Regions from separate parts of the Mus musculus genome. Here regions 1 and 3 are each linked to region 2. The links are chromatin loops, found by intact Hi-C in ENCODE. Cell type or tissue: left cerebral cortex. All regions are shown on one strand. Links, peaks and the distances in the headings refer to the core of each region. The heading gives the core; the rest is flanking DNA.

The links. Hi-C counts contacts between places; a loop is a spot of excess contacts. Peaks named below come from ENCODE experiments on the same cell type or tissue, not always from the same donor. Only the 100,000 strongest peaks of a DNase experiment are listed, where the experiment ranks them.
Region 1: it touches region 2 in a loop (2.4-fold over the local background); 15 of 42 quality-filtered maps call a loop at or near these places.
Region 3: a loop joins it to region 2, with 3 times the contacts of the local background. A loop is called at or near these places in 13 of 42 quality-filtered maps.

The regions. Positions count from the first base shown.
Region 1 is chr11:78,144,442-78,150,007 of GRCm38, reverse strand. The region is part of intron 2 of Fam222b (family with sequence similarity 222, member B); the gene reads right to left. It also overlaps the pseudogene Gm12571. Among named protein-coding and RNA genes, the nearest start is that of Traf4, 18 kb to the left of the region's middle. In left cerebral cortex, for the core only: a CTCF peak has its summit at 3,635 (motif pointing left); no DNase peak of the experiment used is centred there.
Region 2 is chr11:78,091,054-78,097,233 of GRCm38, reverse strand. It overlaps Fam222b (family with sequence similarity 222, member B), which reads right to left and starts at 2,544. Exons shown (of 3, transcript NM_145430.3): 1 at 2,443-2,544. In left cerebral cortex, for the core only: a CTCF peak has its summit at 2,593; DNase peaks (open chromatin) are centred at 2,165 and 2,592; H3K4me3 peaks cover 2,494 bases; H3K27ac peaks cover 1,822 bases.
Region 3 is chr11:78,162,857-78,168,422 of GRCm38, reverse strand. Traf4 (TNF receptor associated factor 4) reads left to right here and starts at 2,873. Exons shown (of 7, transcript NM_009423.4): 1 at 2,873-3,125. The coding sequence starts at 2,983. Nek8 (NIMA (never in mitosis gene a)-related expressed kinase 8) reads left to right here. Exons shown (of 15, transcript NM_080849.3): 11 at 181-331; 12 at 537-700; 13 at 802-960; 14 at 1,115-1,273; 15 at 1,646-2,317. The coding sequence ends at 1,674. In left cerebral cortex, for the core only: a CTCF peak has its summit at 2,882; DNase peaks (open chromatin) are centred at 3,025, 3,267, 4,130, 4,502 and 1 more place; H3K4me3 peaks cover 2,636 bases; H3K27ac peaks cover 2,494 bases.

The DNA of each region.
Region 1 (5,566 bases), core at 567-5,566, 53 kb before region 2:
ACTTGGCTATGACACTAAATGAATGGATCAACTGAAACCTGTGTGTGTGCATGCATGCATGTATGTACATGTGCATCTTCGAGAGTGCGTGTGTTTGTGTGTGTCTGTGTGTTTCCCGTGTGTTTACCTGTGGAGGCCAAATGACACCAGCTACCTTCAACAATCACTCCTCTATTTCATTCTCCCTCATTCTTAAAAAAAAAAAAAAATCAGTACTTTGAGAATTTTGTATAACTATTTTGATCAAATTCATGCCTTCCCCTACAGATCCAATCCTTACTACCATAATTGAGACAGAGTTTGTAGCTCGTTAACTCCAAAAGACTAGCCAGCTAGTAAGCCTCCCAGATTTTTGTAAGCACAGCGGAGCTTGGCTTTCCTTGGGTACTGGGGAGCCAAATCCAGGTCTTCCTGGTGGCAAATGAGCTATCCTCTTAGTTCGTAAAACCTACCTTATTAACCTCTAACACTGCCTCATACTAACTATTCCTGAAATTCTTTTTGGGCACGCGCGTCCGCGGAGGCCCAGCCTGTGAGCATTCTGGAACTGGCTGCAAGGGTTGTTAAACATGAGCCTGCGGAAGCAACCCCCTAGCGACTTCTTAAAGCAGATCATCGGACGGCCAGTTGTGGTGAAATTAAATTCTGGCGTGGATTATCGAGGGGTCTTGGCCTGCCTGGATGGCTACATGAATATAGCCCTGGAACAGACAGAGGAGTATGTAAATGGACAGCTGAAGAATAAGTACGGAGATGCGTTCATCCGTGGAAACAATGTGCTGTACATAAGTACACAGAAGAGGTGGATGTGAGACACCAGGAGGCACTGCTCTTCAGAGATGGACAGATGAAGTGGTTTTGGTTCTCTTACCATCTTAGTTGGCCTGTTTTCATGGTGGCTGGTGGGAGTTTGTTTGTTTGTTTAATTGACATTGGAATAAGATAGAGGTATTGCATTACAGATTGACTCTTAAGTTTTTCACACACACAAAAAAAGAAATTCTTTTCTGTTGCTTTGCAGCATAGTAAAATAATAATAATTAATAATAATAATAATAATAATAATAATAATAAATGTAGCACTTAGGAGGCAGAAGCAAGAGATTCCCTAAGTTCAAGGCCAGCCTGGTCTCCACAGAGAAACTCTGTCTTGAAAAAACAAAACAAAACAACCCAACAAAGCAAGAAGATAGAAGGAAGGAAGGGAGGAAGGGAGGGAGGGAGGAAAGAAAAGAAAGGGAGAGAGAGAGACAGACAGACAGTGAGCCCCAGGTTCAAACTGGCTGAGCTGTGGTACTTCATATCTATAACACCAGTCGGGAGGCAGAAGCAGAAGGGCAGCCTTGAGTCCCAGGCCAGCCTGGGCTACAGAGGAAGATCCAATCTTAAAAAACCCAAGACAAAGAAAGCATCCTGTGGTGGCCTAAGTCCCCATCAGGCTACCACAGCAGCAGTGCACTGTTGCTGATACCCTAGCACAGTGCCTGTCCTGTAAGACACACTGCACATCTGACAAGGGCTTAGTGCAGGACTGTCCAAAGGAACAACGGACTCAGCTGAGCAACAGAAGTTGAAAGTGCTGGGTTTTATTTAGTTCACATAGGAACTAAATCAGATCTGCTTCTGAGTTCTTCTCTGTCTAATCTCCTCTCCGTGTCGAGTAGCCATCTTTACTTGAAACCCAAGAGGAAGACCTGGAATAGGAAGTGGCTTGTTGAATAAAAGGTCTAAGTTTAAAGTGAGTATCAGCCCTTAGGTTTTCCCCTAGTGTGGCAAGATGGGTTGAAGTACGCTTCCACTGATGCCGACAGCGAAAAGAACAGCTGAATTAGAAGAATGAATGTGTGTGGGGGGTGTGGGGTGTGGACTGGGAGCATCTGCTGAGGGGATCCCCGAGAGTGGCACACTGAACAAAGGTGCCCTTACTCTAGGATACGACACCACTCGCTCCCTATACTAGATAAAGCTTGGCCCTTGGGGCAGGGGAAGCCCCCGGTTAACATCTATTTTTCTTCTTTTCCCTCTTTCTCTGGGTCTCGTGGACCTCATGCCAACTCTGAAATCCTGATGCTTCCGCCTGTACTGCCTGTGTCCCCATGATCAAATTTATATTTGATATTTTGAAACAGGGTCCCACAATGCACACCAGGCTGGTCTTGAACATCTGACTTTTGCCATGGCTTAGATTTCAGAAGCATGCTACTATGTTCAGCTTCCGATTTGATTTTTGGAGATAGGATCTCACTATGGAGTTCTGCATAGGCTTATTCATCATCTTCTGGTTTTAGCAACAAGTATTAGGATTTAGGTGTGTGCCATCATGCCCAGCTATTGGTGATGTTTGTTTGTTTGTTTGTTTTTGATTTTTCGAGACAGGGTTTCTCTGTATAGCCCTGGCTGTCCTGGAACTCACTCTGTAGACCAGGATGGCCTCGAACTCAGAAATCCGACTGCCTCTGCCTCCTGAGTGCTGGGATTAAAGGCGTGTGCCACCACACCCAGCTGGTTATGTATTCTTATGGCAACTCTCCCAACATGCAGGCGCATTGGCACCTTACTTGCCTAACAAATTCCTCTAACCACAGACAGTAGATCTTTCAGTTTTGTCTGAAAAAGAAAAACTTACTTAAATAGCTAGTATGGGTTTCATATGGACATGGCAGTGTAGGGAACTGAGAATCTGTGGCTAGAGAAAAGGGCTGTATCTAGGGTCAAACTCTGGCGCCATCATTTAACAAGTGAACACTCTGTGATTCCTCACTTGTCAACAGAAATGAAACCTGCTTTAATGTTATAAAATTACTGGTATTAAGAGGCTCAAACAGGAAAAATGTGGTATGAACATGAATCACAGCTGTTTATGGTTATTTCAGGAAAAGCAGGTTTGGCAGAGTCTGCCCAGTCAGAACAAAGAAACTGATCATGGGAGCAGCAAATGTTAGACCCCTGACCTTAAGCTGGAGCGCAGGGTGGGACAGAAAGCAGTGTTGTCTACTCAGGGAACTAGGGGTGGGTGGGGTTCCTAAATCCAGCTTCCTCCAGAGGTTGCACTGGTTATCCTTTTGTTTTGAGATGTGATGGAAACTTGGAATCTACAGGGAGAAGGGTTGGGAGTCTGACCAATGAGTTCTGGCCCAGCAATGGCTAGTCATGTGACGTATACAAGCCTTGTGTGTAGAAGAAACAAGGAATGGGATATGTGACTCACACTGTACTCTGCGCTCTAGCAGCTGAGGTAGGAGCATTGTAAGAGTGACAGGCTGTCTCTGAAAATTAAAGCAAAAAATAAATAAAGGCCAGAGTCTTCCATGGAGAGTTACTGAAGAGTGACAGTGAGGCCTGGCAGGTGAGGGTCGTACTGTGCGGGCAAGCTTGCAAACCTAACTGAGATCCTGGGAGCTCACAGCGCCAACACCCGCAGGCTGCAGAGGCACACGCCTGCAGTCACCTGACCTGGGAGGCTAGCAAGAAGGATCACTGCAGCCCAAGAGTTTAAGACCATCTTGGGCGACATAATTATGCTCAAATTCAACAAGCTAAATCAAACAAATATAGTGCATATAAAAATGTAATATAGTACCTAACACACAGTGAGCATTAGCGATACCATGTCACTCAGTTCCAGGGGAGCCGATGCCCCCTTCTGGCCTCGATACATAGCCACGCAGGCAGAACACCAGCACCCAGCAAATGAAGAGAAAAGGAGCATGCTAGCTGGGTATGGTGATGTACACTTGTAATCCAACTCTCAGAGCTGAATCTAGAGGTCAAGGACAGTCTGTCTCAAACAAACCAACCCCTTCCCCCATCCACAGAACAAACCAACACAACAAAGAGAACCTGTGGTTATCTCAGGCATCACACAGTGACTGTTTTGACGAGCCACCACTTTACCTGTGATGCTGAGCTAGGAAAGTGAGCAGGGATCTGGGGCTAAGAGAGAAAAAAAATCAAAATCACATTTCCTGGTAAAAAGATAGGCCAGGAGAAAATCAAATTTATAAGCAGAGTTCTTAAATAGCTGAAGATTCTCAAAGCAAGGGACCCCATGGCACATTCTAAGAGGACATCCACCTAAGCAAGTATGTCCCTCTGCAGCTACAGAGCCAATCCAAGCCAAGATGTCCAGGGTTTGTTTTGGTTTTGAGACAGAGTCTTGGACTGTAGCTCAGGATGGTCTTAAACTAAAAATTCTCCTGCACCAGCCTGTCAAGCACTGGGGTTACAGGTATGCACCCCCACACTGGGCAGCTCGTTCCTTGGAGTCATTGGATGGTATGCCTACAAGTGTGTTCACGGAAGCCAGGACTAGGGCACAGCCAAGAACGGTGGGATGCTTACAGAACTTAAACAACGTTACTGCCCATTCACTGCTCTGACAAATGAGGCTGGGGTGTAGCTGAGCACCTGACTGCTGTTTTGAGTGTTTTTGAAGCCTCAGGCTGGACTTCCATCACAAAGAGACAGGGGGAATAGGACAGAGAAAAAGCGGCTTTGACAAAGCCAGTCCAGCAGGGCCTGCTTACAGAGTCAGACAACCATGACAAGGAACGTGTCACCTTCAGTAGACAAAGTCCTAACTAGTGAAGGTGAGTTTTCTGCTCCTACAAGAAAGTGAAGTTAAATGGTTGTTTGCTGTTGTTGAGTTTTTAAAAAATACTTTTATGTGTGTGGGCATTTTGCCTTGCATGTATGTCTGTGTGCCATTTTGTGCTTAGTGCCAGAGGAGGGCACATCAAATGCTGTGAAACTGAGTTACAAGTTGCGAGCTGCCACGTCAGTGCTGAGAATCAAACCTGGGTCCTCAGAGGGGACAGTTAATGTTGTTAACCACTGCTTCCTCTCCCCAGCCCCGCTGTTTTTTGATACAGGGTTTCATATACCCCAAGGAGACCATGAACTTTTAGTCTTCTCGCCTCTATCTCCCAAGTGCTGAGATTACAGGTCTGTGCCAATATGTCTGCTGTATTCAGTGCTGGAATCAAACCCAGGGCTTTGTGCAAGCTAAGCACACACTCAGTCAAACTGAGCTATACCCTCAGCTCCAATTCTATTTTTACCTTTTTGTTGTTGTTATTTTTCAAGACAGGATTTCTCAGTGTAACCAGCCTTGGCTGTCCTGGATTTGCTTTTAAGCCGGGCTGGCCTCAAACTCAGAGATCTGCCTGCCTCTGCTTTCTGAGTGCTAGGATTAAAGGCATGTGCCACCACTGACCAGTTTCTATCTGTGTGTGTGTGTGTGTGTGTGTGTGTGTATGTCAGAAGACAGACAGCTGGGGTTTCATTCTGTGGTCTTCCCCAGCCAGGAACTTGCAGGAACTTGCTATGTAGACCAGGCTGGCCTCAAACTCAGATATTTGCCTATTTCTCCCTCCCAAAAAAATGAGGTTTAAGTTGTGTGCCACCATGTCTGGCTCTATTTTTACTTATTTATTTATTTTTATTTTTGTCTTTCCCTGTGTAGCCTTGACTGTCCTGGAACTCAGAGATCCGCCTGTTTCTATGTCCAGAGTACTGGGACTAGCATCTATTTCTATTTTTATATAGGGTCCAAGAGCTAAGCTGC
Region 2 (6,180 bases), core at 443-5,442:
GCCACTCCCCACCTTCATTCAGCTAAAAGAAATCACTCCCCAATTTTCAAAAGGCCTCACTGTTTCAAGCTCTCGTTCCTCAGAGCCAGCAGGGCTAAAGTATCTGCCTTTCTGTGCACTTGAAAGGCATCCGCACTTATCTTTAGAAAGCTGTGTCTAGAAAAGCACTTTCCCTCCGTGGCAGCGCACAGTTTAACTCTGTCCTTCGCTTTATCCACCCTCAGCAACAAAGCCCCGGGAGCGCTCCTCCAGCCTCTCACAGAACCAGCCATCTCCTAGACCCTTACACAACTACCTACTTGTCCTTCTCACTTCACAGAAGAGATTTCTGGCAGAAGACTATAAACAACGAAGAAAAAGAGTTGAAAAGCTGTGGCTGTACACCACTCCAAAACAGAGAACGCCCTAGGGCAACCAGACTCTTGCAAAGGAAGCTTTTAAAATTAAAAAGTATCAGAGGCTGGCAGGCAATCTTCTATTATTATCAATCCCCTTTGCTTTCTTTGCAGGGCATTAAATAAACTTGTTCTTTTTCCTACAAAATAAAGAAGGCAGATCGGCTAGAGCTGGAGTTAACGATGATGGTGAACCATCATGTAAGTGCTAAAAATGGAACCTAGGCCCTCTTTAAGAGCAGCAAGTGCTCTAAACCACTGAGCCATCTCTCTAGGCTCCAAATAAACAAATTTTTAAAAATATAATAAGAGAAATCAGGGTTCAGGACAGCCAGGGCTACACAGAGAAACCTTGTCTTAAAAAAGAAGGAGGAGGAGAAGAAGAGAAAGAGGAAGAAGCAGCAGCAGCAGCAGCAGCAGCAGCAGCAACAGAAGAAGAAGAAGAAGAAGAAGAAGAAGAAGAAGAAGAAGAAGAAGAAGAGGAGGAGGAGGAGGAGGAGGAGGAGGAGGAGGAGGAGGAGGTAGCAGCAGCTGCCGACAGGGTAGGGAGGAGGTATGGGATGGGGAACCATCAGAGGATGGATCAGGAGGGGGATAAAATCTGGAGTGTAGAAAATGGACTAAATAATAATAATGATAATGATAATAATAATAATAGAAGCCTATTCTGGGCTTGATGATGGAAAACTGTAATCCCAGTTACTTTTAGGAGGCTGTGGCAGGGGTACTGAAAATTCAAGGGCAGCCTAGGTAATGTAGTGGCACCGTCTCAATTAAAACAAAACAAAACAAAATGGGCTGGTGATAGGGCACTTGCCTAGCACACTCAAAACCCAGGCTCAGGTTCCAGCATCAAGTAGAGGCTGGGGAGATAAATGGCTCAGTTAATAAACTGCTTGGCACACAAGCATTAACAGAGGAGCCCTCCCGAATCTCAGCCAGGTACGCCTATAACCCCAGCTACTGGGGAAACAGAGGCAAGACTGTTAATTCAAACTCAACTAGTGCTTGAATTCAAGACCAGCATAAGCAAGTTAGTGAAACTTAGTCTCAAAATAAAAAGCAAAAGGAAGGCTGAGAACATAGCTCAGTGCTTCAGGCTGTATTTGCTTCCTCTTGGGTCAGAAGCTGCATACCATGTAAAAAGGCACAGGAGTAGGGTACTTTTCCTATTCAATTTGACAGAGAATTTGTCACACCACGGAAGAAAGTGCTATTTCTACAGATGATCTGCTGTACTTATGCAGGGTGCACATATTTTTGTCTACTGAGGTTTTACAAATATGCTTTGTTTTGATGGAGAAATCAGTTACTCCATTAATAACCATAGAGTCTAAAATCTGATCGTATTGCTGGTACATACTAGCATCCGTATAGTATTTCCAATCTATAGGTTTCATAAGCTCTCTCAACCAATATATGAAGCTTACAAAAGCCCAGCATTTAATGCTGGATCTTCCAGAGAACCAGAAAGGTTAAGTGGGTCCTATCCAAGGTTATCGATCAGGTTTATCTGTGCTGGACTTGGTTCCAAACCTGACTCCATGTCCTTAGCTCTTTAACCTAGATTCCTCCTGAATTTAAACAGAGCTTCCGACTCCCAAGCTTTACCCAGGGCACATCATAACTCCAGTGACCAGTCCTTCTCTGACTGGTTCAGAGTGGACTTCTTCAGCTCCAGCACGGCTTTTATTTTCCACCACCCTTCCCCCCCAGCAACCATTCTCTGAAAGAAGCGGAAAGGGAGAGGCGACCCAAAGCTCCTGGGGGAAGGGATGATGACAAACCAGACAGCGCGAGGCACTGGTCCTGCCGTGTGCGCCCTCACTCCACGAAACGCAACCCCTTCCCTCCGCCAAGCTGTCCAGCTCTGGGACTCATGACCTAATCATCCATGCTCCAAATGCTCCACCATCATCACCTCAAACTATCCCTCCCCCACGACCTCCGTCCCCGACAAGTAGAAGCCACCCCGCTAGTCAGGGTGTCCTTCCACCACGCCATATCTGCATTCCTTAGAGTCCACTACCCTTAAACCACCACTCACTGTCGGTGACTGGGCCCGGCCCTCATGGCTGCTCCGTTGTCGCCGGTCGCCGCCACTGCTGCTCCACGCCCCAGCCTCTCAATCACAGCCGCCGTCCGGACTGGCCGGGAGCTGCTTCTGCGCCTGCGCAGCCCGGATTGCCCGGGGCCCTCTCCGGCAGTCAGCGCCTGCGCACCTCGCTCCGGGGACGTCTTTATCATTGCCTGATGTCCTGCTTCTCTGGGTCTCAAGTGGGCATGGCCGCTCGCTGGCCTTGGATATTTTAGGTCTTAGGGAATGTGGCTACTGAGCCTTCCTTTTAGGCCTCTAGAATATCTTGCCTAAATTACTAAAGTCTTGAATTGAGATTTATCCCACCAGAATTCTGGATCCTGCCTGCACTTAAAGACCAAATCTTTTAGGCGTGGAAGAAATTGCAGACTCGTTCCCTACTGTACATCTCTGACTACGGAGTCAGATCTTTTTGCAAACCGATAAAGAAGACCTTTATCCCTGTGTAGTAGTAGCACGTACCCAACAGTACTTGAAATATTAATACTTACGATTATGAGCGACTGGACGGACATCGATCCTAGTAGCCAAACTTCAGTCCTCTGCATCAGCAGCGAGTGCTCATAGTCGCTGAACATTTCTCCAGCCCCTATACAACTATATTTTTTTTTAAAGATTTATTTATTTATTATATGTAAGTACACTGTAGCTGTCTTCAGACACTCCAGAAGAGGGCGTCAGATCTTGTTACAGATGGTTGTGAGCCACCATGTGGTTGCTGGGATTTGAACTCTGGACCTTCGGAAGAACAGTCGGGTGCTCTTACCCACTGAGCCATCTCACCAGCCCATACAACTATATTTAATGGAACTCTTAAGTGTTTAATAAACTAACACCCGGACGGAATGGAGCACTCCATGAATCTTTGCAGAGGCAGGAGGATTTCTGTGAGTTTGAGGCTCTCCTGATCTACAGATGAAGTTCTAGGATATCCAGAGCTACATTTTTAAAAGAATTTGGGCTCTGGAGAGATGGCTCAGTGGTTAAGAGCACTGACTGCTCTTCCAGAGGTCCTGAGTTCAAATCCCAGCAACCACGTGGTAGCTCACAACCATCTGTAATGGGATCCAACACTCTCTTCTGGTGTGTCTGAGGACAGCTATAGTGTACTCATAAAATAAATAAATCAATCTTAAAAAAAAAAAAAAGAAATTGGTGTTACTTCTTTCTGTCTTTTTTTTTTTTTTTTTTTTTCAGAGAAGTACCCAGGAACCCGAAGGGTTTTCATGAAATGCTTACAAATGTATTAATACTGAGGTGATGATGACAACTTTGGCTATATAAGACAGAATCTCACTAGTATCCCAGACTGGTCTTGAATCCCATATGTAGTCCATGGTGGCCTTGAATTTGTGATCCTCCTGCCTCAGCCTCCTGAATAACAACATTACAGGCCTGAGCTACATTCCTGTCAGAGGCTTCTGTCTTTTAAAAATGTAAGTTGGTTGCTACAAATTGCTATGAACTAATTGGTATCTAATACAGTATACACAGGTGCAAATTTAATGAGTGAGTTGCCTCCTAACTGGTCTGGGATAGAGGGACTCAAATTTAATTAGGGTTGCTCACATAAGCCTTGGGGACTTGCTGATTACAGGAGTATGGTCAACTTACCAGTGGCTGGACAAAATGTGTCTCAGTTTCTTTCTTTTTCTTTTTCATTTTTCTCTTTTATTTTTTCTTTTGTCTTTAAAATGTCTTCCAGAGGCTGCAGAACTGGCTCAGTGTTTTAGAGCCCTTGTTACTATTCCTAGCACCTACACAGTGGTTCACAAACATCCAAAACTCCACTTCCAGATGTCCACTTCTGACCTCCTCAAGCAAAGCACCAGGCACACATATGGAGCACATACATACACACAGGCAAAACACTCATACACATAAAATAAAATCTGAAAATATCTTCCACATAACTATAAGCATTCCTCCAATATTTTCTGCATGTTTTTTTTAATATTTGTTTTATATGTGTTAGGTTTCAATCCTAGGACAATTAGCTGAAGTGCCTATTTAACATATCAAAGCAGATGCTGGCCTCCAGATTCTCCCTTTAATCACTCAGTCCCCCCTACCTGTTACTGAGCCCTCCTGGCTGGCATACCCTGCCCTCCACCCTGAACTCTCCAGCCCAGGAAAGCCCACTTGCTTGCTTGCTCTCTCTCTCTCTCTCTCTCTCTCTCTCCCTCTCTCTCTCTTCCTTCCTTCCTTCCTTCCTTTTCTTTTTGATTCACTAAGTACGGACACTTTGTCTGCATGTATATCTGTGTGTGTACCATGTGAACGCCTGATGTGCTTGAAGACCAGAAGCCTGTGAGCTAGTGCCTAGCTTGAAAGATGTAGCACTATTTATTTATTCAAAGTGATGCGTGTTTGTAATCTCTGCACTTTGGAAGCTGCCAGAAGGGCTGTCTCAAATTGAGATTGAAACCACCCTAAGAAAAATAGCAAGAACCAAGCCAACCAGAGCCACATAACAAAGTCCTGTTTAAAAAGAAAGAAAAAGCTCTGGAGAGATGGCTCAGCTGTTAAGAGCACTGACTGCTCTTCTGAAGGTCCTGAGTTCAATTCCCAGCAACCACATGGTGACTCACAACCATCTGTAATGGGATCTGATGCCCTCTTCTGGTGTGTCTGAAGACAGTGACAGTGTTCTCACATATATAGAATAAATAAATTAAAGAAAGAAAGAAAGGAAATGGTTTGTGTTAAGTCCAAAATCATTGCACACTTGGCACCAAAAGAGAACTACACAGCCAAGGATGATTGAGAGTTTATGTGACATTACTTCCTGATGAGTGGATGACTAAAAGGAAGTCCGAACTGACCTTGACCTCTTGGTGCTACACCATCAATGTCTCCATCATCACCATCAACACCATCAACATCACCAGTGTCTCCATCCACTGGGTCCTTGCCACATATGCTTCCTGGGAAGGCCTGTTAGGACCTACATGATGAACAGTACCTCTTCCCATGCTTAAAACATTCTGCGTCTCCTACGAGAATTCTATCCTTGTACTAAAGTCCTCTATGATAGGGTTGCATGTAGATCCAGCTGACTTCCATACGTATGCCAGGGCAAACTTGGAACTTCTAATCCTCCCACTTTCCTTTCCTTAGTGCTGAGAGTAAGGTGTGCCCCACCTCACCTTGGTTATTGGTGCTAAGTTTTGACCACAAAACTTCATGCATGCTAGGCAAGCGCTTCCAATGAGCTCATGTCCCCCTCCCCCCTTTTCAAGATGGAGTAGCTCTTGCTGATCTAGACCTCACTCTGTTGAACAGGATGGTCTTGAAATTACAGTCATCTTCCCGTCTATGCCTCTCAAGGACTAGATTATAGCACGTGCAGACCCTATTTGAATTGCCGCTGTTGTTGTTGAGGAAAGGGTCTTACTGTGTAGTCTTGGCTGGCCAGGAAATGACCACGTAGACCAAGGATGCCTTGACCTCACTATGTAGATCAGGACAGCCTTGAACTCACAATGTAGACCAGTTCTGCCTTCCAAGTGCTAGGACTAAAGGTGTGAGCCACCATGACCAGCTTGAATTTCTTCTTTTAAAAAAATATTGTATAGGGGTTTGCAGCCTCATAGGAGGAACAACAATATGAACTAACCTGTAACCCCAGAGCTCCCTGGGACTAAACCACCAATCAAAGAAAACACATAGTAGGACTCATGGCTC
Region 3 (5,566 bases), core at 567-5,566, 71 kb before region 2:
TATCTACTTATTTATTTTGAGACAGACCATTCATTGCTTTATAGCTTCAGCTAGCCTGGAAGAGGCCTAGGAAAAGCATTTGAGTCTGAGGACAGCCTCTAGCCATTTTATTCAGGCAGCATTACCATCTCTGAAGCTCAAACTAATCCCATTTTGTTTTGTTTTCTTTTGTTCTTTTAGGTAGACTGGGACTAGGCACCAGGGAGTCCCATAACTGCCCTCAGCAGGTGCCTGTGGCCCCAGGACAGGAAGCTCAGAGAGTTGTCTGTGGTATTGACTCTTCCATGATCCTCACCTCTCCAGGCAGGGTCCTGGCCTGTGGAAGTAACAGGTACTGGGGCATCAAGGTGCTAGGGCTGCCTCCCCGCCCTCCTTGGATGCAAAGTATCTCAGTCCTTATTGCCTTCCTCCTCGTTCTAAGGTTCAGAGCCTTAGGATTTGTCTCTTGGAGCTATAGATCCTAGCAATCCCTGCAGAGACTCCCTGCGGTGGGAGAAAGGCAGGCGGCTGATACAAACTTCTGGCTCCATCCTTAGGTTCAACAAGCTAGGCTTGGACCACCTATCCCTGGACGAGGAGCCTGTTCCCTACCAGCAAGTGGAGGAGGCCCTGAGCTTCACACCACTGGGCTCTGCACCTCTGGACCAGGAGCCCCTGCTGTGTGTGGACCTTGGCACTGCTCATTCAGCTGCTATCACTGGTGTGTAGGACCTAGGCATGGGAGGCCTGCAGGGGATTCGCCGGGCTTTGTCCAGACTTCTGCACCACTGTCCTTTCCTTGCTTGTCTTCTGTCTCCACAGCTTCTGGGGACTGCTATACTTTTGGCAGCAATCAACATGGACAGCTGGGCACCAGTTCCCGCAGGGTCAGCAGGGCACCCTGTCGGGTCCAAGGCCTGGAGGGCATCAAGATGGTGATGGTGGCCTGCGGGGATGCCTTCACTGTGGCCGTTGGGGCAGGTGAGGGTGGGCAAGATGCGGGTGGACCGGATGCAGGTGGACCACGGCAGGAATATGGTGGGTTATACTCACCACCTTCCTTGTGGAGTTGTTCTTGCTGTCCAGTGTTCAGCTGATTGCTTAGTTAATGCCCCACTCTTTCCAATTTTGGCAGAGGGGGAAGTGTATTCTTGGGGCAAAGGAACCCGAGGCCGACTGGGAAGGAGGGATGAGGATGCGGGGCTGCCTAGGCCAGTGCAGCTGGATGAGACTCATCCTTACATGGTGACTTCAGTGTCCTGCTGCCATGGGAACACTCTGCTGGCTGTTCGATGTGAGTTTTCTTCTCCTATCTCACCCACATCACTAGGGTGAACCCAACTCCCCTCTACTCCCCACTCTATCTTCCATAGTTATAACCCAAATTACCCACCCAGAGCAATCTTCTGCCCCCAGAAAAATGTGGGAAATGGGGAGGGGACGCCATTTCCCCCCTCAGGGAGAAAAGGCTGCTTCTATGGCTCTCCACACCTTGTGTGAATTCTTGCTCCTAATACTTCCTGGAGCCAGTTGATAGGAAAACTTCCCTTTCTGGCCTGGCAGGAGGGTTCTGGCTCCAGGGCCCAATGAAATCAAAGAGGGCTGATGCTTGCTGTAGGCGTTGCCTCCAGAAAGGCAGTAGTAGCTTCTCTTTGATACTCTTCAGCAGTCACAGATGAACCAGTTCCCCCCTGAGGCGACAGGATGATCCAAGAGACCACCTTTGAGTATTCTGAAAAATGCAGGTGCCCGAGGAATGACTGTTGTCAGCGTCCTGGATTGTGTCGTCAATGGGGTAGAAAGGCCAGTGAAGTCTACTCTGTTCCCCCAAGTCCCTGTCTCCAAAGCTCTTTATCTTAGTAAATATCTGCAAGGCTCCAGTCTGGCAGGGGTCAACAGAAGGACGGCCTTCAAAACCTTTGCTAAAAAAAAAAAACGCACCTTTCTCCAACCACCCTCAGCCCAGTTAGAAAGTAAGTCCCTGACGGTGTCCTCTTGGAGACTCATGCCATGCTTTGGAATAGGGCAAGCCAGGGCTTGTTTGGACTGGTCATTAGGCTAGCCTAATCTCTGCATAGCTTGCAGCTGATAGGTTGGAGGGAGCCCCCTTTTCTATCTTACCCTGAGGCAAGGGTTTGCACAACCCCTGCGAAGGCACCCCTCCCCACACACACCTCTTAGGGAGGGGGTGCTGGAGCTATTTTTTTGTTTGCTGAGGAGATACTGCTGAAAGGTTGCCCTTTCCCCAGGCTATTCACCAGACCTAGACTGGGGAGAAAGGTAACCCGACCAATTTCTCAAAGGTTTCAAAGTATCACTAATAAAAATATCAAATGCCTGCTTGGCTTATGATCTCTTACTGGGTGGGTGGAAGTGGCCGCTAGACACCCCAAGACTGGGTTGGGCCCGACTGTGGTTGCAGGGCAGCGGCCAGGAGGAATGTGGGCGCAGCCAGAGGCCTGAGGGCTGGGGCCGAGGTTCCGCTGGCCCAGCGCCCAGCCCAGTTTCCTTGCTCTAGCCTGGTTTACTGGGATCCTGTTGCCAGGCTTCGCTGCCTAGCACCTAGAAGCTAGGGCCCCGGGTCCCTGAGCGGCGCGTGGCGCAGGAGACCTTAAGGTGGCCTCTAAAGTGTCAAGTCTTTGTGGTGCGACCTGATAGGCACCATCGTAACGCAAGGGGACCCGCTTCTGGAAGACTCTCGGCCACACTCGGAGTTCCAGCGGGAAAGAGAAGCCTAATTTAACTTTCAAAGCCAGGGCAGAGTTCGGAGTGCGACAGCATTCGGAGTGAGGGGTTGTGGAGTGGGCGGGGCACGAGGGCGGGCTCTAGGACCATGGGGACGCGGCTCCGCCCCCTCTTCCGGCGGGCGGGGTTGCGGACCCGGGCCGGTCTCGGCCGCCAGTCGGCGCCGCCCGCAGCCGGGAAACGCGGCCCGAGCGAGGCGCGGGCTGTGGGGCCGCCGCGTGCCCGGCCCCGCTCGCCCGTGCCCGCTGCCAGCCCGCCATGCCCGGCTTCGACTACAAGTTCCTGGAGAAGCCCAAGCGGCGGCTGCTGTGCCCACTGTGCGGGAAGCCCATGCGCGAGCCTGTGCAGGTGTCTACTTGTGGCCACCGCTTCTGCGACACCTGCCTGCAGGAGTTTCTCAGGTGCGACCCGGGGCGGTGGGCCTCCGCCGGCAGTGCAGGGGGATGAGGGCGGTGCACGGGGGACGGGCTCGGGCCGGAGACACGTCGCGCCTTTGTCTGCGAGGCCGCCCGGTGACCTCAGGAGCGCCCACCATGATGTCAAGGGGCGGCAGTGACGTCAGGGCCCTGGGGAGGACCTTACGCACCCAAGCGTAGGGTCTCGGGTCCTACCTGCCCAGCTCCAGGTAGGAAAAACTGCCTCCCCACGCTCTGGCGGAGGGAAAGCCGCCCTTCCTGACCCGTAGCCGGCCCTTCCCCCCTACCTGAGAGCCCGAGCGGCCACAGTCTTGAACTTTGAATCCTTTAGGGAAGGGAAGGACAAAGCCTCTCTCTCCCGCGCGGCACTCAAGCCGCTGGAGTTTTCACCTGTCCAACCTCTTCTTTTCCTCTCTGACGTTGAGAGAGCGGCCGCTATTGTTCTCCCATTTCAGAGATTCAAAAAAATAAGGGCTGCGATTTGCCCAGGGTCACACGATTCAAGTCTTTAGCTGGGAATCCAGCCCGGGCTGCGTGTGGCCAAGCAGTAGAGGTTGGACTGTGACCTGCAGCCCTCCCCGCCTCTTAAGTGGGGAACCCTCCCTTGGGGTCTTGAGTACAATGGATGGTTGGTACATCGGCCACCCGGGTTGGTACTGAATGCCCTGTGCCCACTGAGGATCCAGGTCCTGCCTTGCGGCCTCAGGCATCGCTCACATTTCTGGGCACCCCTGGGCGGTCTTGAGGCTCCTGGCACTGAAGGCTGCATGTTGGAGGGGAGATCGGGGAGCCCCAACGCCCGTGGAGGTCGTGCTCTAGAGCACAAGGCAGGCTGAGTCTGCCGCGGTCCCGCGAGGGGAACTGGCAGGGAAAGCAATGTGGGACTTGTGCCTCAGTGCTTCGTCCCCACTGTCTTCCGAAGCCCCTGGCTGGCGGAAATCTCAGCAGGCCCTTTGTTTTTTGTTCCTAGCAGCCGCGGGCTCCTGCTCTCACATATGCTCCTGCTCAAGCTGCTGTGGTCCCCCCTCCTCCCTTCTTTTCTCCCTCCTCCCTCTGGCCCTCCTCCCTGAAATGTACACACTTAACTCCTCTACAGACACACACGGGCCCATTGTCTTCCCGGCTCCCTTCCTGGCCCTCTGGTTTCCAGATGAGGCCAGCTGAGCCAGCCCCCTCCTCCAGCTGACCCACCCTTACTGCCTCGGGGAAGGAGCCAGGAGGGGTCTGTCAGGCCTTGTTCCCTCCTTCACCTCCTTCTCAGTCCCCTCGAGGCTGCTTCTGCCCCTCCTCCTCCCGGAAATCCCCTCTTCCTCTCCCACTACCCCCTCCCCCCATCCTGTCTTCTCCCCTGGGCTTGGGCCTCCACTGCTCAGCCAGGAGCTGCCTCTGCCTTCTCCCCTCCCCCACGATCCAGTTGTGTTTAGTGGCTTCTGGAGGAAAGAGGTGATTGAGCAGGCTCTGCCTCCCCACTATCACCCCTACCCTACAAGTTAGGTTGTCCATAGCCTTGGCCAAACCTTTTGTCCTGGCTGGGCCCCAAGCTGCAGAGTTAGCTGCTGCCTGAAGCCTAGGGACCTGCCTTAGTCCCCTTGCTGTCTTCAAAACCACCGGGTCAGCACATTCCAGAAGCAGCCAAGTGGACCCCCCTCCCCCTTGGCCCACCCCTCTTTTACTCCTGCTGCTGCTGGCTATTACCCAGATTGAGCCAGGAAGGCTGCTCCTGGGTGCAGGCATAGCTCTTTAGTGCCTCACTTGGGTCCTTCGCATCAGGGACATGGCCAGTAGTGTGGACCAAGAGGAGGTGCTTTGATGGACTGGGCACCTGGGATATGGACTGCCCAGGCTCTGGACAGTGCTGTTACAGCAGGGCCGCCCTGTAGTCTCTGCTTCCGCCTTGAGGCCTACCTGACTCAGATCTGCCAGGAATGCAGAGCCTGGGGGCTTTCAGTCTTGCTGGGTGAGCCCATGCCTTGCCTGGGCCATGGCAGTCATGTGTGACAGGTCTTGTAGGGGTCAGTTGGGCCATACTGGCAGGAGGAAGCATGCTACCAGGCTCTGTGGGTGTTAATATCTGTGTGGAGATGGGAGAAGAGGGACAGGAGAGCTGGCAGGTGTTAGGGTGGCCAAGTTTCAGGAGCTCTGCCTGTGGTTAAAGCCTGAGTTACCACAGACAGACATACCACAGACAGACAGACATACCCAGGTGCTGCTTTACTAGGGAGCCTCTGATTGGTTTTTTGCTTCCTCCCCCACCCCTCCATCTTTTGAATTGCCTCTCAGAGGCAAGTGGTGAAGGCCAGGAGGGAGTGTGAGGAATGGATGGTGGGAGCACAGAGCCGGGGGCCCTGCTATTCCTTCCCACTCTTTTAAGAAACACACCCTCAAAGAGGAGAAGGGATAGTATAAAGTGGCCTCAAGATGACCTT